2 separate regions of the Homo sapiens genome follow, and region 2 is linked to region 1. A link is a loop called in an ENCODE intact Hi-C map of the cell type or tissue named here. Cell type or tissue: Panc1. All regions are shown on one strand. Links, peaks and the distances in the headings refer to the core of each region. The heading gives the core; the rest is flanking DNA.

What was found. Peaks named below come from ENCODE experiments on the same cell type or tissue, not always from the same donor. Only the 100,000 strongest peaks of a DNase experiment are listed, where the experiment ranks them.
Region 2: it touches region 1 in a loop (5-fold over the local background); 3 of 110 quality-filtered maps call a loop at or near these places.

What each region holds. Positions count from the first base shown.
Region 1 is chr20:22,487,742-22,493,122 of GRCh38, reverse strand. No RefSeq gene overlaps it. Among named protein-coding and RNA genes, the nearest start is that of LINC00261, 88 kb to the left of the region's middle. In Panc1, for the core only: CTCF peaks have their summits at 220, 421 (motif pointing left) and 2,736 (motif pointing left); no DNase peak of the experiment used is centred there; H3K27ac peaks cover 2,016 bases.
Region 2 is chr20:22,331,228-22,336,608 of GRCh38, reverse strand. No RefSeq gene overlaps it. Among named protein-coding and RNA genes, the nearest start is that of LINC01427, 51 kb to the right of the region's middle. RefSeq lists an enhancer at 2,144-2,438. In Panc1, for the core only: a CTCF peak has its summit at 2,269 (motif pointing left); a DNase peak (open chromatin) is centred at 2,281; H3K27me3 peaks cover 608 bases.

The sequences.
Region 1 (5,381 bases), core at 167-5,166:
AAGTAGAGTCAACTCTAACCTTATGTACAAATCTGTGGTTGAAGAGCTTGTGATCAAATGGAATAGAGAGGTTATAAACTGTGTTCATGCTACCTGTATGAAGAGCATTTAAAAAAATAAAAGCCGATGACACTATGGAGCTGCTCATTATGTTAAAACTGATAACATTATTTGAATTGGGTGCCTTCCACATTCTAACATCCAGGACCTCTGAAATCATCAGCTTTTCCTTCCTCTGGAGAGTTTTCAGATCTGGGGCTAACCTCTGCCAGGATGAAAGTACTTAGGCATTTCTTCATACAGCAGTGAAATGCCATACACTTTCTCTCCCTGAGCTGTGTTTTTTTGTAGTACATGTTGTGCCTTCTGAACTGCTTCTCAGTGGCAGGAACCATATTACATCTGTCTTTGCTCCCTCTAGAGCCAAGTGCTCTGCAGTACATAGAAGGTGCCCAGTAAAATTGAGGGAGGATGGACAATTTCCTTAAGAATGAAACCAGGCCACAAGGTGCATGAAGTAGCATGCAATGGCAAGCTGTCACTCCATCCCGAAATAGTGGCCACACAATCACATCCTTCTGGGATCTATTGATCCGTCTGTTGTTTCACTTCCAAGTCAACTTTTGCTTCCTCATTTGCTAAAAAAAAAAAAAAAGATAGCAATACAATTTGACATCATCCAATATGCCCTAGATGTTGTAAAGATCAATTGGATATGATCTTTAAAGGTATTTTGACGCTGGAGAAAGGGAGATATGAGAACCATTGGCAGTACCATGCATTTAGTGTAATACGTTTACTGGCAATGCCTTTATATATCATCAGCAGCCATCAGCAAAATTTTCATGTGTACAGTTCCTAGAAAAAAATCTCTGCTCTTTAATTCCCTCAAACTTTAAAATCTCTATTCTTTATTAAGCCAGGTTTCAAAGATGCTGATTTGCTTGTTTTCAACTACTCTTAAAGGACAATGGTGCATTTGTGGTTTATGTTTTTGAGAAGGCTAGTGGTAAGATGGTAGCACAAATCTGAAGAACATTTTGAGCACGCTGGAGGCCAAGCATAAAATCAGAAGGTTGGGATATCTCGTTCTTGGGAGGGTGGTGATTTCAAATAAAAGAACCGAATTTGGGAGACCAATGTGGGCAGATCACAAGGTCAGGAGTTCAAGACCAGCCTGGCCAATGTGGTGAAACCCCATCTCTACTAATAATACAAAAATTAGCCAGGAGTGGTGGCATGCGCCTGCAGTCCCAGCTACTCAGGAGGCTGAGGCAGGAGAATTGCTTGAACCCAGGAGGCGGAGGTTGCAGTGAGCCGAGATCGCACCACTGCACTCCAGCCTGGGCGACAGAGCAAGACTCCATCACAAAAGAAAAAAGAAAAAAAAAAAAGAACTGGTAGCTGGAAGGTTTTAATGTGGTTCTCATTCACCCTAGCTCCAGTCATGTTGACACACAAGCTACTTACCATTAAGGATGTTAAGGTGAGGTTTTCTATTTAAAAAAATTGCTGTCAGGGACACCTGCATTTTACTTGCTGAGTGGAAATATTAGAATATACCCGTGGGTGACTCTCTAAGCTAAGTTTTGGAAAGAAAACACCCCACTGATGTTAGGGCAAAACAATCCATCCTTGGTACACATCCAAACAAACAAAAAAAAAATTCAGCTTAGCTTTCTAATTTTTTTTTTTTTTTTCCTAGCTGGGGGAAGGATGACACAGGGGAAGAGAGGATTATGGGCTTTATAATCACACATTTCCTAGCCTTGCTTCGCTGAACTCAGGCAGATGCTTTGCAGAAACGTGCAGGATTCCAGGCAGGTGGGTGATCAACCAGAACAAGGCCTAAGGAGTGGGGGCACAGCGGGCAGCAGGAGGGAGCTCAGGGGGCAGGCAGGCTTCAGGTTGATGGCAGCACCTGGGTCCAGGCTGGGCTCTGGGCTCTGCCAGGGAGCCTGGAGCCAGGGGTCTCATTAGTACCTGGCTAGGACTGCAGCCGGCTGATGGCAAATACAGGCTATCAAAGCCCTGTCAGCACTCCTGAATGGGACAAAGAAAAGGCGCATTAATGATTAACTCTGCTAAAAGCTCCGGCTTTTGTATTCCCATGGTGCCTGGCCTATCTGGCTGCCATGTGACCGGCCCGGGCCATTTTCTCGCAGATTGGGGAAAGCTAGTGAGCAAACACAGGTGGTTCTGTGTCGGCCGCGCTGTCAGGGACAACCGCGGACAGCACCAGCTATGCCTGGTGAAATTAGCTGCTGTGTTTGCCTCCAGTTTTGCTTCCTGGTGCTCTTACTTTCTAAGTCGAATGTCATTTTGCCACTCATTTTCAACTATTCACAGGAGGTGCTAAAAAGGGGGAAAAGGCCCCCACGCAAAAATGGGAAAGGGAGACACACAACATCATGTTCTTTGAACTCTGCAATAACGTTTGGCGACCAAAGGCGAGGGCAGGGTAAACTAATTAAAACCTCTCAGGTCTTTAACTTTCTGCAAGAGCAAATTTATTCTTCTCAAAGGGAATTATTTTAGTGATCCTGACCAAATAAGCAAGCTACAACAATGACGTCATAAGCCTGCTGGCATGGACCCAGCTCGGCTCCCTGTGCCATGGGGCCTGGAAGAACCTGCTTTTTAAAATGGGCCGTGGCACTAGCGCCCACCCGTACAAGCCGGGCAATGAGAGGGTGCCCTTCCAAGTCTGACCCTGCCTATTCGTGGTTCAGAGTCAAGGTCCCTCTAGTGGCATTATTTGTTTAAATGCATTTCTTCCTTGGTCTACATCAGACAGACCTTCTTTTTCCTGTTCAAATATTTATATGTGTGTATTATTGCACGCGGCTTCAACTGCTCCCAATCACACCAGCGGCCATAAAGCACAGATTATCAGCATGAGGTGATAAAGGCCCTTTGAGTCAACACCAGAAATGAAGAGAAAATGAAATAAAGTTATAAAAAGAGGACAGCATAAATGTCTACAAAGAGTATATCAGTCTGCAGATATTCAAGCAATTAGCTACAATAGGAAAGACATTTTATCCAAACTAAAGTACCGCTGACATGATTAACAACGTTTGATATTTAAATATAACATTCTGCCAGATTCCCAGTTAAGAAAGAGGGCACTTGCGAAGTCTTTGGATTGGAATGCAGTTAGTTCAGTGTTAGTGAATATCAGCTCAAACACAGCCGTGGTGTGTGCTGCGTTGCTTTCCAATGGACGCTGACCACAGAATAAATGTGAGCAGTCTCTAGCCCCAAATGGCAGGGTGAGGCTGCTGTAATCTCTCAGCGCTGTTGGTTTGAGGTTTGTAGTGGTGTTTATTCTTGCTCCTTCCTCGTGGTTCCTAAACTTTTGATTTTTGTGAAATGAAGGAAATATGGTTATAGGCCCCAGCTGCAGGGGAGACTTGGTTGCCCCTGGGTATAAGCACCTCAGTGTGGATTTCCATGTCATCAAGCAATTTTAGCAGATACATTTTTTTGAAGGGGGCTGACAGTAATTGGTTTTTCTTTGCAAGTGCTGATAGGCAGGCAGTGGTGTCACTCTTGCCCGAATTACTTAGAGCACAAGCATCATACATAAAAACCCTTTATTTATTTGTTTATTTATTTATTTCAAACCAAAAATAAACAATTATGAAGAGCATGTGGCCAAAATGAAAACTCAGCTTTTGGTTTATTTCCAATGCCTCCTTGCTCTCCAACATCTTTATGTTGTTTATCAAAACCATAAGTTAGTTCTGTGAAAATCAACATACTGACAAACCTTTAACTAGATTGACCAAGAAAAAGAGAAAAGGTGAACACCATCAATCAATACCAATTTTGGCCATATCCCGGGCAATAAAACAAATCTCAAAAAATTATAAGAATTGAAATCATAGAGAGTGTGTTCTCTGACTGCAATGTAATAAAAATAGAAATTAATAACAGAAAGATAAGAGGAAAATCTTCAAATACTTGAAAACTAGACAATACACTTCTAAATAACACATAGGTCAAAGAGGAAGCTCCAAGTTAAAAAAAAATTGAACTGAATAAAAATGAAAATATACATCAATGTTTGTGGTACACAGCTAACGTGGTGCTAAGAGAGACAGACATTTATCATTCATAGTACTAAGTGCACACATTAGAAAAACAATTCTCAGCTCAATAATATAAGCTCCTACCTCAAGAACCTAGAAAAAGAAGAGCAAATAAGTCCAAGGCAAGAAGAAGGGATAAATTAATAAAAATACAGTCAGTACTGAATGAAAGTGAAAGCAGAAAGCAATAAAGAAAATCAATGAAAAAAAGAGTTGATTCTTTAAAAAGATTAATAAAACTGACACACCACTAGCAAGACTGACAAAGAAAAGGAGAGAAGACACAAAATACCATCTCAGGAGTGAAGCAGGAGAAATCACTACAGACCTTCCAGACAGCAAAGGATAGAAAGGAAATACTATAAACAACTCTACACACATAAGTTTGACAACTTAAATGAAATGGGCAAATTTCTTGAAAAAAAAAAAACGTAATTTACCCAATATGAAACAGAAAATTTGAATACTTTTATAACAATGAAGGAAATTGAAATTTTAATTTAATAACTCCCCAAAAGAGAAGTCTCCAATCCCAGATGGTTTCAATGGAGAATACTACCATATGGGTACAGCAGAATTAACACCAATTCTATACAATGTCTTCCAGAATAGAGAAGAGAGAAAACACTTTCCAATTTATTTTATGAAACTAGTATTACCTTGATACCAAAACCAGACAAGGGCAGTTCAAAAATAAAATTATAGACCTTCATGAATGTAAACAAAAAATCCTTAACAATATATTAGCAAATAAAATGCAGTGATAGATAGAAAGAATTATACACCACTACCAAATGGGTTTTATTCCCAGGATAGAAGGCAGGTTTAATATTGAATGTTAATCAATGCAGTTCACCATACTAATAGATTGAAGAAGAAAAATCACGTGATTATATCAATCTACAGAGAAAAGCTACTTGACAGAATTCAGTGCCCATTAATGATAAAAGCTCTCAGAAAAATAGGAAAAGATGACATCCTTAACTTGACAAAGACCACTTACAGAAACCTACACCTAGGATTACTTAATTGAGAAATACTGAACACTTTTCCTAAGATTGGGAACAAGGAAAGAATGTCCACTTTCACCACTCTTATTCAACATTCTGCCAGAGCTTCTAGCCAATGCAACAAGCCAAGAAAAGTAAATAAAAGACATACATATGAGAAAGAGAGAAAGAAAACTGCGTTTATTTGTGGATGACATGTTTGTCTATATAAAAAATCTGAAGGAATCTGTAGGAAATCTCTTAGAACTAATAAGTGAGTTCAACAATGCAGAAT
Region 2 (5,381 bases), core at 301-5,300, 160 kb after region 1:
GTCGTGTGGGCCTAGGATGTGTAGCCTTTTCTACAATGAGCTTTGTGCATTAGAGTTCTGGTGCCTCTGTCCTTATTCCAGAAAGTACAGCTTATTCACAACTTGTCAGAAAGGCCTGGCCCCCAGAACTCTTGGCTTGAGGTTGTGACGTCTAAGTTTAATGTAAGCTCTAAGAACTAACTACCAAGTTGAAAGTCAGAGAATTCAATGGAAACTGGCAGAGCATCTGGAGACTTTACCTGAGGTTCCGCAGTCTCAGCGGGACCAACATAATCCTGATATTCTCTCCTAGGAACTGCAAGGTCAAGCTCAGAAATATCTTTTCCCACTCAAACCCACCCAACAAGAGAGCTGTACTTGACAGCCAGGTTCTGGGGGTTTCCCAGAAGGTTATTAAACAATTTAAGAAGTAAAAATTAAGAAATAAATAAATAAAGGAAGAAAAAAATACAGGGAGGAAGGACAAAGGAGAAAGAGAGAGAAAGAGGAAGCAAAGTCAGGGAAACAGAAAAAAAGAAGGAAGGAAAGAAAAAATGAAAGGAGGGAGGAAGGGAGGGACAGAGAGAGGCAGGGAGGGAGGGAGGAAGCTGGGGACTTGATTAAGAATATCTAGAGTTCCTATTAGTAGTATTTGATTCTTACAACAAGCTGGCAGTTGGTAGAAAGGACACTTTTGCAATAGAACCTCTGCTAAAGACAGATTTGTTAGTAGAGGTGAAAAGTCTCCCAAAAGCCCCTTTCCCATAGACCCATTCAGTGAATCTGGCATAGAGAATTTCAGATTCCCCATGAAACCCAAAAGCAATTATCTGAGATTAGCAGGAGATCAGAAACAGCTTACCTCAAGTATTGTTTTCTAAACCCAGAGGGCTGGAGAAATTATTATCTGGTAAGAATTCTAAAAACTCTGAAACTGGTAACATTTGTTCAGACTGGAGGGAGAAATATAAGACCATGACAGGACAGACATACCATTGATAGCAGAATATGGTTGGAATGGACTTTTCTGAGATCTGTTTTCATTTCTGAAAAGTGCACAAGGACCCCAATGAGAGCTCTGTCTTAGCTCTTGGATAACTTCTCAGCACCAGGTGGATGAGAGAAAGGTTTGTTGAGGCTCAATACCAAAAAATTGATGTCTGGAAACAGCTCAGTGATGTCTGCTTACATCACATGGTCATGCTTCAGATATTTCAAAAAGACTGTGCTGTTGGAAGGAGAGCACGTGGTCTTTTTTTTTTTTTTTTTTTTTTTGAGACTGAGTCTCGCTGTATTGCCCAGGTTGGGCTCACTGCAACCTCCATCTCCCGGGTTCAAGGGATTCTCCTGCCTCAGCCTCCAGAGTACCTGGGATTACAGGTGCCCACCACCACGCCCAGCTAATTTTTGTATTTTTAGTAGAGACAGGGTTTCACTATGTTGGCCAGGCTGGTCTCGAACTCCCAACCTCAAGTAATTCGCCTGCCTTGGCCTCCCAAAGTACTGGGATTACATGTGTGAGCCACTGCGCCTGGCCCCACACAGTCTTTTAAAGTAAACTAACTCAAGCCTCTGAAAGATAGCAAAGGAACAGTAAGTATTGGGCCAGATATGAAATTAGTCATTTAATTGTGATAAATTCCTTTAATTTAAATATCATCGCATGTATATTTTATGAGATAAGATGAGATTTGCAAGTGAAAGTCTATAAAAATGGTAAAGAGCTAAGAAGAATTAAGGTCATGAAGGTTTCTAAATGTTTTCCAGGCCACCGACGACATGAATAGTTTACTTATAACCATTGACATGGTACTTCTGGTGAAATTAGGACCACTCAGAGTGTTCTCTTATTTCAGATCAGGCATCACTTGGTTTAGATATTGGACTCCTGACAGCCCTAGTGTGGCATGAAATGCCTGGTGACCGATGCACTCTAACAGTGTGCTTCTTCCAGAGGAAGCAAGGTGGTGGTCCCCTGGCCCCCAGCTGATTCTCCAGGGCAGGCAGGGGACTGACTTCAAGCCGGTCCTCTGAATTCCCCAACCTGAATGGAAATAACATTTAAATCTAACTCCTAGACTGGCTTTTCTGGCTAGAAGAATCTCACCTGAAAATCTCTTTTATCTCAATAACAAAATATCAGATCACGTTTATTATTGTATTTACAGAAATTACAGATTTGGGCAGACATTTATTATATTTGGTGTAAGCTGGCAATTGAGAGGCTGTGGGTTGGTTTTGAAGTGGGCTCTAACACAGATGTTGTTCTATGGAGCCCCCACGTGGACACGCATAGGTATAACCGCTCTGCAGCGCACCCTCATCTTAAGGAAAAAGGTCCCGTCTGTGTCTGAGGGTGTCTCCTGAGCCATCAGGAGAAACATGCACTGTGCTGTGATGGAAAGGATTGCCATTCTTAAAAGCCAGACCTCACGGAATCAGAGTTAACACTGACGGGTGAAAAAAAATGGGCTGAACCTAGGTGAAATTGGCATTTTCAGCCACACATTCGTGTAGGATTGAATATGCTCTTCTGCAGCCGATTCCTCGCACAGTCCGACATTCCCCACTGGCCGCGTTCTGACTGGCGCACCTGCGTTCTCACCGTGACCAACCTGTTTGCATCGTGGAGTAGATGATCTGTTCCTTGAGCAGACCTTTTCCTAGAACGTAGCAATCTCTCTAGAGTTGAAAATAAGTTCTGCACATGCTCACTTCATCCAGTGCACATTTGATCTTCTGAACAACAGCATTAAACAGCTTTTGCTGTTTTGTAAGATTTTTGGAAGATAATTCAATACTCTAAATCAATCAGGTGTTGGCAAAATACAGAGAGTAAATATTTTCGGCTGGTAGGTCAAGAGGGAAAATTCCAGAATATTATCTAGGTACTTATATAACCATTTCAAATGTAACCATTCAAAAGCACCATTTGAGTTTCCAGGCCATCAGGAAAGAGGTGGCTGGCTTGATCTGGCCTGTGTGTCCTAGTTTTCTGATTTGTGACCTAGAATATGATTTCTTATGCAGGTTAGTGTAAAAGTGTTGTAACTAAATGTTTTTGCAAATATGGCAGCTCTTTTGTTTTCAAAACAGTCCATCCTCACAGTGGGCAAAGACAGTGGTTGTCCTTTACCTCACAAACCAGAGTTTGGCCTCTTGGGCCACGGGAAGGGTTCTTGTATTAGCCTTGCCTATTTCCTGAGCACCTGCTATGCCCTAGTGAAGCCAGATGTCTACGTCCTATCTCTGAAAGATACGACCCTCCAATTGGTAAAGCGAGAGGACTCACCTGAGGAGATGATGAACAAGCAGATGTTAGTCCAGACTGAGCAGAGGCTTGTAGTGGGCTGGTCTATCCACCCAGGATGCCACGACACGGAGGACAGGAATTATATTTGGCTGACTTTGGCCACAAATACTTGCACTCATGTATTCATGCGTTAATACTAACGGAGAATCTACTTTGTGCTCGCACTGTGCCAGGTGCCGGGATAGAGAGGTGAGCAAGGCAGAGAAAGCACTGGATACCACATAGTCTACATTTATGTAGGGCAAAACCAACAACACACAAGTGGACACAACTTCAAGATGATTTCAAATCGTGATGTGCACTGGAAGAAAGTAAAATGGGGTGATGTGACAGTGTCACTGGAACGGGGGGTTGAGGCTGGAACTTTAAAAGAAGCAGGTTATGAGAAAGAGCAGGAATACTGAACAGCAGAGCTACTGCAAAGGCCCTGAGGTGAGTTAGGGGGATTTGCATCAGGAAGCCTTCTCCAGAGCAGGATGTGTGGTGGAGCTGGAGGCATGGGATGAGAAGGGACTGAGAAATGCTGCCTGGAGAGTGAAGTCTTCTAAATCCCGGGAAGTGGTGTGAGCAAAGGCACTGGATTCTGGAGCAATAGTAATGTGGGAAACAATCAATAGATCAGGCTGGCGGGCACCAGTGTTTGGAAATGTAGGAGTGTATGGTAACAAGCAAAAATGGAGGGCTGGCACAGAGGAAAGCGGTGGGCCACAGCCGAGAGCTCAGACCCTGTCCTGGAGGTGATAGAAAACCAGCCAGGAGGCTGTCCAGCAGTGAGTTCTGGCAGATTCACTGTTCAGGATGGGTTGAAATGGAAGGAAAATGGAAGTTTTTTTTTTAAACGATTTTGTGATCTCTAAATTTAATCAAAGCTCTGGGTCTGGGAAGGCAAAGCACCAACAATTCCCTGAGGCATTTTGGGCGCCTTGGCATGGATGGACCCCCAACTGCTCTGCACTGGGGAAGACGACTCCTGTGACTGACTCTGCCACCCTGGGCCCAGAAGCTTGGTTTTGATTCTCTGGAGATGAAACTCCAACATGTGGCTCAGAAAGCTCCAAGGACAAAGGGTCCACATTATATCCATAGGTATTTCCAGATCTGGTAGAAGGAAAAGAGAAAAAAAAGAAGGACTGAGGGAGCTGCCCACGTGGGGCCACTGGGTCAGGACCCAACATCTTAGGCTCCAGCCTTGGCTTTAGGACTTGCTATGCTGTGGAACCTCTGAGTAAGTGACTTAACCCCTCTGGGCCTTGGTTCCCTCTCTGCCTAGGCTCTTCCAACCCTGATTCCTAGAATATAGAGCAAGGATTGGTGTTGATGTGTATCCACTGAAATTACTTGGGAGCTTTAAAAAAATACCAGTTCCTGGCCTCACCCTAGAAGAGCTGAACCAAAGCCTCTGGGGGAGGGGCCCTCCATTTTCCACTGTAAAGCTGATGATGCTAATTCACAGGCAGGGTTGAGGGCCATGAGGCAAAGGTGCCAGGGGGTAACCAGCATTCTGTGTTCCCAAGGGAGCATCAATGTCTAGACCAAGTTGGAGAATACACAGCGCTCATCTCCGCTCCCTCTGATGGCTGCAAAGGAGACCTCGTGAGGTGGGACTGGTAGTGCTGTAAATTCATTTCATTATGATTTTTGTCATTAAAATGTAAATGGGTTTATTTATTTGTACATTATATGATATTAAACAGAGAGCCTGAAGGCTCTAAAGTGTATCATTTCTTTGCCTAACCCCACTGTTTCCTGCAGCTCATGCCCTGGAGTCTTAGAAAGGGGAGCGGGTGAGACTGTCCAGCCACACCTGGCTCTGCACGGAGGATAGGTCCTCAGACCTGGCATCAGGGGCTCATCTGGTGCCCAGAGGGTCAGGTCTAACTGGGATAAAGGTTAACTTTAATGTGTTGTCTCTGCATCTGAGAAAAACCCTTTATAGGGTTGTAGTTACGGTCTTAGAAAATTCTGCAAATCTGCAAATCTGCTCAAGGAGGAAGGTCACAGTGGGAAGGTTCTCCAGAGTTCACGGAAGGTGGGAGATTCGGGCATTTTGAGGGGCAAGTGGGAACAGTTTCTTCCTGCTCCAGCAATG